Regions from separate parts of the Homo sapiens genome. Here region 1 is linked to region 2. The links are chromatin loops, found by intact Hi-C in ENCODE. Cell type or tissue: heart right ventricle. All regions are shown on one strand. Each heading gives the region's core, and the rest is flanking DNA. Links, peaks and the distances in the headings are about the cores only. Region 1 has its middle 180 kb from the start of LYSMD4. Region 2 overlaps LRRC28 (leucine rich repeat containing 28).

Region 1 (8,389 bases), core at 3,113-5,612, 630 kb after region 2:
CACTTATTGCAGTGTCAAGGTACAAAAATTATTTCAATTTAAACTATCTTCACACTGAGAACCAAACTTTAAGATGTTTTAATGAAGAAAAACCCATGCGACCGCCCATCCATTCCTAGGTACCATCTGCCTTCAAATGCCCTCCTCCCATTTACATATCTAATTCTTCAATGGCAGTAACAGATCACTGCACGATTTTTGCTGGAGGAAAGAAATAGTAGGAGCTTTTCATAAAGCACATTTATGTCTCTGAAGGTTTGAAGTCAAAAACTAATGTTATGAAGAGAACTGATTTTATACTTACTCTGACTGAAATTAAAATGAATATTGGTTATATCTGGAGGGATTTTGTGAAACAATGCCAGTGGAAGAATGAGAAACTGAATATACACATACACATAACACTTTTATGACTGAGATGGCATGGGGGCCACTGAAGCCGAGTAAGAAGCTGCCACACCCATCATCTTGATTGGCTTTCGTCTTAAATGCACTTGGTCTGACACAATTTCGTCAGGGAAATGCATACTCTATGTGCCAGGGAACCAAAAATTAAATCTCCTTTCTTGTAGCGGAATGCTTTCTCTTCAATCTAGCCTGAATCTGAATCTGGCTTCTAGGGCAAGACTGAAGATACACTGGAGTTAAATATTAAATATTATTTTAAAAATTTCAATGCAGACTGAAACTACCTCACTTCTGTCCTAGTCAAGAGAAACAAAACGAAATAAATACACAGCAGTACTGAGAGTAATATGGGCCCAGGGTTTACATGAGCGGCTCAGAGATTTCTGGAGGACTTCTGAAAGACAGGAAGTTAATGAGATTCTATTTATATGAGTTTCCTAGGGCTGCCATAACAAATTACTACACGCTTGGTGACTTAAAACAACTGAAATGGATTCTCGTGCAGTTCTGGAGGCTGTTATACGAATAAAAGAGAACAGAGTTGCTAGTTGTCCAAAATTTGCCCAGAAGGGAGCAGAAGAAGTAGGGAAGATGGATACTATTGTCAAGGGTAGGGCCTCAGGAGGTTTTAAGCTTCATGTGATCAAATGAGTAAAGCAAAGTTGTAATGGAACAAAAATCAGGGAAATCATTGAGGTTTTGTGGATGAATAGTTCTATGTCTTTCCAACTTCCCTTTCTCTTCCCTCCTTTTGGCCCATTCTGAGATAAAAGCAGGCAGAGTTGCCTTTACGCCTGACCTTCTTGCTAGCTACGACCAGCAAATAACACTCTCATGTAATAACCATTCTTCCTGAGTAGGATTAGTCCTTTGATTTATTATGATTCTCTGGCATTTTAGGGCAATCTTAGCTGCTCTCCTGCTCATGTCAAGGTTGTCTTGACATGCCTGTCTGCACATAGAGTTCAGAGCCAGCCTGCCCACTCAGAAGACAGACCTGCTGATGATGAAATCATTCACAACTGAAACAAAATCTTACAGAAGCTACGTGTGTCAGTCATCTAGTTCTTTCACATGAATATAAACAGAGAATCAAGGATCATCAGACACATGCAGCTCTCACTCAGGATTTAGATAAAAGTCACTTCCTTGGGAAAAAAATGATTTCTACTTTATCTGTATCGCTCTTGAGTTCAATCAGTAGAACATTCATGAGAAATCCACCCCATGATCCAATCACCTCCCACCAGGCCCTACCTCCAACATTGGGGATTATTACAATTCCACATGAGATTTGGGTGGAGACACTGATCCAAACTGTATCACCTGCATACACATTAATTCTTTTATTACTCGGAGCTAGAGCACCAGGAATGAGATTGCTAGATTGAAGGGTATATCTAGTTTTAATTTTAATAACTGTTGCCAGGTTGCTTTCCAAAAATGCCATAACAATTTATGTTTCAGCAACAATGTATTAGAGAATGCTTTCCCTGAATCTTTGCCCACAAACATATTAACACATTTCGTTTTTAATCAGTTTGATGGGTATAAAGTGTTGTGTTGTTTAATTTGCATTTTTCTAATTACCGACAAACTTCAGCACCATTTTCTGTTGGTCATTTGGATTTGAGCCTCTGTGATTTGCTGTGTTAATTGGATTAGGTTTATTTGCATATGGCAGAAAAACCAAAAACAACAGAGGCTTAAATTGGATAGAAATTTGTTTTTGTCCCTTGTAAAAGTATTCTGGAGGAAGGGAGTGCGGGATTGGTATTGTGGCTTTGCAAACTAATCAGGGACCCAGGCGTCTTCTAGGGCTGCATTTTGCTCTCCTTAGGGAATGGCTGTGGTCCTCAGCCCCACGTTCCAAGATGGCTGCTAGAGTGCCAGGCATCACACCCTCATTCCAACCAGCAGGGGAGAGGCAGGCACAAAGGAGGACACACTCCTTCCCTTTAAGGAGTCTTCCTGGACATAACACACAACACTTCTGCTTGCATATATTGAATCAGAATTTAGTCACATGGCTATACCTATCTGCAAGGGAGGCTGGGAAACATGGTCTTTCAATTAGATAAATGGCAACTCTGAGTAACATCAGGATTCTATTACTGAGAAGGATGGGGGTTGGGGGGATGGCAATTGAAGTAAGTACCTAGAAATCTCTGCTAAAACTGCCTTCCTTTTGCCAGTTTTTTTTCCATTTGGCTATTTGCCTTTTTTTTTTTTTTTTTTGTCAATACAGATGGTCCCCAATTTACCATGGTTCAATTTAAGGATGTTTTGACTTTACAATGGTGTGAAAGTGATATGCATTCGATAGAAACTGAACTTAAATTTGGAATTTTAGTGTTTTCCTGTGCTAGCCATGTGTGGTACAAGACCGTCTTGCAATGCTGGCCAGCTGCAGTGGCTACAGCTCCCAGTCGGTCACTCAAGTAGGAGGGTAAAGAACTGATACTGCGGCCGGGCGGGATGGCTCATGCCTGTAGTCCCAGCACTTTGGGAGGCCGAGGCGGGTGGATCACGACGTCAAAAGATCAAGACCATCCTGTCCAACATGGTGAAACCCCATCTCTACTAAAGAAATACAAAAATTAGCTGGGCATGGTGGCATGTGCCTGTAGTCCCAGCTACTCGGGAGGCTGAGGCAGGAGAATCATTTGAACCTGGGAGGTGGAGGTTGCAGTAAGCCGAGATTGCGCCACTGCACTCCAGCCTGGAGACAGAGCAAGACTCCATCTCAAAAAAAAAAAAAAAAAAAGAACTGATACTCCACAGTGGACTGCCTTGCCAGATGATTTTGTCCAGCTGTAGGCTAATGTCAGTGTTCCGAGCGCGTTTAAGGTAGGCTAGGCTCAGCTATGATGTTTGGTAGGTTAGGTGTATTAAATTCATTTTCAACTTAACAATCATTTCAACTTACAATGAGTTTATGTGGATGTAACCCTATCTTAAGTTGAAGAGGCTGTGTATATGTATGTATGTGTGTGTTTATGTATCATTTCTTTGGAGCTTTTTGGATTTTGGAATTGTAAACAAGAAATTGCGACCCATATTTTCACCCCTATTTTACAGAGGAGGAAACTGAGACACAGAAAAGTGAAGTAACCCGCCTGGGGTCACACAGTAGAGGTCTAAGTCAGGATTCAAAGCCAGCAGTCTGGCCCAGAGCTCCAAATCTTTGGCCTTACAATACTTTGCCACCGCAACAGCGTGATCGGTGACAGGCCCGCTGTCTGTCCTGGGACGGGTCAGCTGAGCCCCCATTCTGAGAGTGAGCCCTCTGGCTGCTTGTTGCACACTGGGCTTGGGTTGCAGGGCTGCAGGCCCCCTCGCTGGCTGGCTCCTGGAAGCGCTGTGCTCCCACAAAAAGCCAGCCAGGCCTGAGGGCTCAGGGCTCACAGGTCCATGGAAATCAGCCCCAGGTGACTCCTTCCCACCTCTGCCCATGAAATGTGCCTCCCAGGCTCCAGGTTTCCCCTGGAATACAGGCCCCTGGTGTTCCCAGTGCTGTACCTGCAGTGTCTGCTTTGCTCTGAGGCCATGGCATTATTGACTTAAAATAAGCTGCTTGGGCTTTTAAAAAACAAAGAATCTGCAGACTCTGTAGCCCTTTTCCTTTCCACCTGTGCTGGGGAGCATGGCAGTGGAGAGGGTGGGCAGGCCGCTTCCTGTTGCGTAGGTCAGGCCCCCCCCAGCCCGCCCTGCTCCACGCTCTGGCCCCTCTATCAAGAGCTATTTCTCATTTTTTCCAAGCATGAGGTTCAGGTGTCTCCATCCTCCCAGGCCCCCGGCCCCCTGCCCAGGGATGCCTTTTATGGGACCATGTCTGCCCTCAACTGGGCCGCCCTCCGAGTTCTCTCCATTTTATTCCCCTGATGCCTGAAGTGGTGTTTGTTTGTTTGTTTGGTTGTTTCTGGAGATCCGAATACACAACACTTGGGGTTGAGGTTTTTTTTTACTTTGCTGGCTGGAGTCTGCTTCTCTAAGGGTGGAGGAGGGAATGAAGAAAAGTCCTGAGCACATTGCTTTAGAAACCTAATCTAGTGTGGTCAAGTGGAAACTCAAGGGCAGTCTGTCTTGGAGGAGAGCGAGAGGGACAGGCAGACAGGTCGTGGGGCTCCCTCTTCTGGGCCTGCCGAATACAACCTGCTCCGCCCATGCCTCACTTGGTCCTTGCAACCCAGGACTCGTGCTTTTCCTCCCCCTAGTTAATTTAGTCCATTATTTTTTCATTCTCCATAGAATATTGGTTTTGTAACACTCAATACAGTTTAATATATACCATTTAGACAAAAGTTCCACCTTACGAAAGATCAGCAAAAATACATCAGCAAAGATATAACTAGTGCATTTATAAAATACATCATAACAAGGAATCCAAACGATCACACACAATAATCTTCACGTTTGACATACTGGTTACAGCCTAGGAGAGCTCGCTAAATGCCAGTGTCTTTGGCAAGTGATTCACATCTGTAAGCTGTAAACCCAAAAATATCTGAGACAGGTCTCAATCAATTTAGAAGTTTATTTTGCCAAGTTAAGGACATGCTTGGAAAAAAGGCACACAAAACCACAGGAACAATCTGTGATCCGTGACTTTTTCCAAAGATGATTTTGAGGGCTTCAGTATTTAAAGGGGAAAAGCGGGCTGGAGGGGAACGAGGGAGGGGACAGTTGCATTACTGAATCCACATGTTGCAAGAAAGAAACAGGTAGGGGAATGGTCAAAAATGTGTTCAATTTTTCTTTCTTTTTATTTTTTTTGAGATGGAGTCTCACTCTGTCGCCCAGGCTGGAGTGCACTGGCGTAATCTCGGCTCACTGCAACCTCCGCTTCCCAGGTTCAAGCGATTCTCCTGTCTCTGCCTCCTGAGTAGCTGGGATTCCAAGCGAATGCCACCATGCCCTGCCAATTTTTTGTATTTTAGTAGAGACAGGGTTTCACTGTGTTGCCCAGGCTGGTCTCGAACTCCTGAGCTCAGGCAGTCCACCCGCCTTGGCCTCCCAAAGTGCTGGGACTACAGTTGTGAGCCACCACACCCGGCAACATGTATTCATTTTGTGGTCAGTAAATTAGCACTTTACCCAAGATAAAGTGAACATAGAGTAGCTACCTGTGGAGATATCTGGCCTTTCATCTGTAGCAATCTGCTTACGAACAGAAGGAAAGGCAGTTTCTTGCACGGCCCAGCCTTCAGCTTATTTTTTTTCCTTTCGGCTTAGTGAAATGGAATCCTGAGATGTTATTTTCCTTTCACAAAGCAGTAACACTGATCAATCCTAACACCTCTGAAATGTTAGTTCTTGATCAGATAAACCCAAAATAAATCAACAAGAGTACTGAAATATGACGAGGATGAAATCCAAAGTTTTTGAAAGGGGCAATGTTTAATAATAAGAAGAATGTTGAATTGGGAGCTAGTATATTTGGGTTCTTGTCTTTTTCCTGATCTTGGGCAAGTAATCTAGGATTTACTAATCCTTTACTTTTATTTATTTTTATTTTTATTTTTTATTTTTTGAGGCGGAGTCTCGCTCTGTCACCCAGGCTGGAGTGCAGTGGTGCGATCTCAGTTCACTGTAATCTCCGCCTCCCAGGCTCAAGCAATTCTCCTGCCTCAGCCTCCCAAGTAGCTGGGATTACAGGTGTGTGCCACCGTGCCCAGCTAAGTTTTGTATTTTAGTAGAGATGGGGTTTCACCATGTTGGCCAGGCTGGTCTCGAACTCCTGACCTCAAGTGATCTACCCGTCTCAGCTTCCCTGGGATTACAGGCATGAGCCACCATGCCCAGCCTAAATCCTTCACTTTTAAAATGGGAGAGTTGGCTGGATGTTTCCCTATGGTCTTTCTAGGTTTAATTTTCCATGCTTCTAAAATCTTCCACGCTGGTTCATTTTGGTGTTGCAAAATGCAATCTCTAACAATTCTAACTTGGTAGTTGGAGTGAATCCAGCTCTGCCCACACAAATCTGCTCAAATAGTCGTCTGTCTTCTGAGCCGCGAGAGAGCTCAGTCCTCAAATTAACGAACTGTGATGACAGGCTTCATGAGGCTCACAGCTGGTTCTCCACTAGACACAAACTCAAGATAAGTAGTTTTAAAGGTCTCAAAGTCATGGTTTGAACTTCCTCACAGCTGGGGCAAAAAGGGACACACCCTAAGTTTCTCAATTCTCACTATGTACCACCTCACAAATTCCATCCCCAGCCTCTTTCCTTACCCCTCACTAAGGTTCTCAAGGCTTCAATAAGCACCTACTGTATGCCAGGCTCAGGGCAAGGAAGAGATAGCCCTGTCCTCAGAGGGCTCTCAGTGGAGGGGACAGTTTTCTAAACCCTTGTGGATATTCCAATTCCTGGGGCATGAATTAGTTGAGGGAGCTGCCCCAGCATCCTACAAAATGGAATAGGATGGGGTAGAAAACAGCAAAGGTCAACATCATATGTGGCGAGGGCGGGCCTTTCTGCCTTTCTTCCTTTCTTCCTTCTTCCTTCCTTCCTTCCTTCCTTCCTTCCTTCCTTCCTTCCTTCTTCTTTCTTTTCTTTCTTTTCTTCAGATGGAGTTTCGCTGTTACTGCCCAGGCTAGAGTGCAATGGCGCGATCTCCGCTCACTGCAACCTCTGCCTCCCAGGTTCAAGCAATTCTCTTGCCTCAGCTTCCTGAGTAGCTGGGATTACAGGTGCCAGCCACCATGTCTGGCTACTTTTTTGCATTTTTAGTAGAGATGGGGTTTTGCCATGTTGGCCAGGCTGGTCTCAAACTCCTGATCTCAAGAGATCCACCCTCCTTAGTCTCCCAAAGTGCTGGGATTACAGGTGGGAGCCACTGCACCCAGCCGGCGTGGTTTCTTTAAAGATGATTCTACTCGTTGGTGTGGACATGAGTCCTGGGACATGAGTTCAGAGCAAAATTGAAAGCTTAACCCAGAGAGTTAAAGAGTTAAAGCTTAACCAGAGAGTTAAGTTTAACTCTCATAGTTTAAAAACAATTTTATTAACATATTATATGTCAATTTTGTGAGACCTCATGTCCTTTTTGAAAAAAAAAATAAAAAATAAAGAAAAGAAATGCATGTGGCTGCTGTTGCTGGGGGAGGTTGTGGCTCTGTGTCCTCCAGGGAAGGGGACCCAGCACAGAGCACTGAGGTGCAGGCTGGACAGGCCAGGACTGCACGGCACGCAGCCTGCTATGTCAGCTGGCCCCAGATGAGCCCCATGCATTACAGACACTTAGGAAGCAAAGCCTTCCACCAGGACGCTGGACAACTCAAGACACACAGACTATGCCTAAGGCCGACAGCTGTGGGAGGAGGCCTGGCCTGGAAGAGTAGGCTGTTACTTGTCCCTCCTTTGTGATGGGAGCTGACACTGACAGAGGAAGCCATGGCACCTTTTCCAGCTAGCAGGAGGGTGGCCCCATTTCAGGCCTGTTGTTCTTTTTTTTGAGGTGGAGTCTTGCTTTGTTGCCCAGGCTGGAGTGCAGTGGCATGATCCTTGGCTCACTGCAACCTCTGCCTCCTGGGTTCAAGTGATTCTCCTGCCTCAGCCTTCCGAGTAGCTGGGATTACAGGCACCCGCCACCAGGCCCAGCTAATTTTTGTATTTTTAGTAGGACAGGATTTCGCCATGTTGGCCAGGCTGGTCTCGAACTCGTGACTTCAGGTGATCCGCCTGCCTCAGCCTCCCAAAGTGCTGGGATGACAGGCATAAGCCGCCGCGCCTGGCCCTGAGCTGTTGTTCTTGGCATTCTGAACGCTCCATTTGTCATCTGCACAAAGCCCAAGTCAAAAATGTCAGGTATCATTACGGATGGCACCTAGACTAGGCAGATACTCCCTTTTAGTGTCCCTTCCAGAGGCCTGTGCTGTCCATCCGTCATGGCCTCAGCCACTACACCGTCTACAGTCACTTCCAGTACAACCCTCTGCTTTCCACTCTACATCTCCAGGGCTCAGCCTGGTGCCTCAA
Region 2 (2,500 bases), core at 1-2,500:
TCTCTTTGGTTACTGTATTTTTTTTTTTTTAAGGGACAGGGTCTTGCTCTGTCGCCCAGGCTGGAGTGCAGTGGCTCTATCCTAGCTCGTTGCAGCCTTGAACTCCTGGGCTCAAGGGATCCTCCCATCTCAGCCTCCCAAGTAGCTAGAAGTACAGGCATGCACCACCATGCCCAGCTAAATTTTAAATTTTTTCATAGACATGGGGATTTGCTGTGTTGCCCAGGCTGGCTTTCTGTGTGTGTTTTTGAGACAGGGTCTTACATTGTCACCCAGGAGTTACACTGGAGTGTTGTGATGCAATCATGGCTCACTGTAACATCAAACTCCTGGGCTCAAGTGATCCTCCTGCCTCAGCCTCCCAAAGCTCTGGGATTATGGGAGTGAGCCACTGTGCCCAGCCTGTTACTGTATTTATGATATTTGGAAGTTCTGTTTATTTTTCTTTATCTTACAGTTCTTATAATGTTCATATTTTCATTTAAATAGCTGAATATAGTTATTATAGCTATTTTAATGTCCTGTTTGCTAATTCTGTCATCTGTGTCATACTGGTTCTATTTGTACTGACTGATTTTTCTCCTGGTTATGGGTCATATTTTCCTGATTCTTGGCATGTCTAATACTTTTTGATTGGATGGACCTTATAAAGTTTGCATTTTTGAGAGTCTAAATTTTATTGTGTCCCTTTTTTCTGGCATGCAGCTATTTGCAGTTTACTTTGATCCTTTTATGGCTTATTTTTATACTTTGTTAGGATAGGTGGTTAGGTTAGCCCTATTACTAAAGCATGAGCTTTCCAGGATCTCTCTTGAATACCTCAAATGATCAACAAGGATTTGGCATACTTGCTCAGAACTTGAATGTCTCTCAACACTGTGAGCTTTGCAGGCTGTTCAGCTGATTGATTTTCAGGTGCTTTTTGCCTGGAGTACCTTTTATTTTTCTTCTATTATTTTTTGAGATGGGGGTCCCATTATATTGCTCAGGCTGGTCTTGAATTCTTGTCCTCAAGTGATCCTCCTGCTTCAGCCTCCCAAGTAGCTAGGGTTACAGGTATGACCCATGACCCACTGTATCCTGTTAGAGTTTTTCTTATGTGTGTTTGTTCTAGAATTCAGCTATGAGTGAGGCCAAGGGATTCCTTATGCAAATTTTTGGAGGTTTTTTTTTTTTTTGTAGCAGTAGCTCTCTCTTCTTCAGAACTTTACCCCACAACTTCCAGTTGCCTCAGGTTCCCTGAACTCTGATATGTGTCTCCATAACTCAGTAAGACTTCTGTACTTTGGGATTTCCTTCCTGTTCTACAGTCCAGAATTTGCCCCTAGGGTGAAAGCTAGGGAGATTGTGTGGCTTACTTCCTTTCTCTTAGGGAATGTAGTCCTAGTTGCCTTTGTTAATATCTGAAAATAATTGTTTCATGTACAGTCATGCACAGCATAATTATGTCAATGACAGGCCACATACATAATGGTGGTCTCATAAGATTATAATACTGTGTTTTTACTGTACCTTTTCTATGTTTACATATGTTTAGATACACAAATACATCGTGTATCAGTTGTCTGATTGTGTTACAGTTGTCTACAGTATTCAATACGATAACATACTGTCCAGATTTGTAGCCTAAGAGCAACTACACCTTGTAACCTAGGTGTGTGGTAGGCTATACCATCTAGGTTTGTGTAAGAACACCCTATGATGTTTGCATAACAAGGAAATCACCTAACGACACATTTCTTAGAACATATCCCAGTCATTAAGTGGCATGTGACTGTATTTCATCTGGTTTTCTTGTTGTTTAGAACAGTTGGGAAAATCCCATTTACTCCATTGTTGTTATTCATCCTGACTGAAAGTAGAAGTCCTGTTTCTTTAATTAAAAATTTTTTTTTTTGAGATGGAATTTCGCTCTTGTCGCTCAGGCTGGAGTCAGTGGCAACATCTCAGTGCACTGCAACCTCCGCCTCCTGGGTTCAAGAGATTCTTCTGCCTCAGCCTCCCAGGTAGCTGGGATTACAGGCATGTGCCACCATGCCCAGCTAATTTTTGTAGTTTTAGTAGAGACGAGGTTTCTCCATGTTGGTCAGGTTGGTCTCAAACTCCTCACCTAAGGTGATCCACCCACTTCGGCCTCCCAAAGTGCTGGGATTACAGGCGTGAGCCACCACACCCAAACTAAAAATTATTTTTTAAAACTTTTTTTATTTTGGAACAATTTTATATTTATAGAAAAGTTATAAACATAGTATGGGTCATACTGGTGTACCCCTTACCCAGTTTGTCCTGTTGTTAACATCTTAGAATTCCATGGTACAGGCCAGGCATGGTGGCTCATGCCTGTAATCCCAGCACTTTGGGAGGCCGAGGTGGGTGGATCACGAGGTCAGGAGTTTGAGACCAGCTGGACCAACATGCTGAAACCCCATCTCTACTGAAAATACAAAAAAAAATTAGCCGGGTGTGGTGGTGCGCACCTGTAATCCCAGCTACTCAGGAG

Evidence for each region. Peaks named below come from ENCODE experiments on the same cell type or tissue, not always from the same donor. Only the 100,000 strongest peaks of a DNase experiment are listed, where the experiment ranks them.
Region 1: a loop joins it to region 2, with 8 times the contacts of the local background. A loop is called at or near these places in 12 of 110 quality-filtered maps.

What each region holds. Positions count from the first base shown.
Region 1 is chr15:99,905,594-99,913,982 of GRCh38, forward strand. No RefSeq gene overlaps it. Among named protein-coding and RNA genes, the nearest start is that of LYSMD4, 180 kb to the left of the region's middle. In heart right ventricle, for the core only: a CTCF peak has its summit at 4,558 (motif pointing left); no DNase peak of the experiment used is centred there.
Region 2 is chr15:99,281,014-99,283,513 of GRCh38, forward strand. The region is part of intron 3 of LRRC28 (leucine rich repeat containing 28); the gene reads left to right. Among named protein-coding and RNA genes, the nearest start is that of LRRC28, 31 kb to the left of the region's middle. In heart right ventricle, for the core only: no CTCF peak of the experiment used is centred there; no DNase peak of the experiment used is centred there; H3K27ac peaks cover 1,878 bases.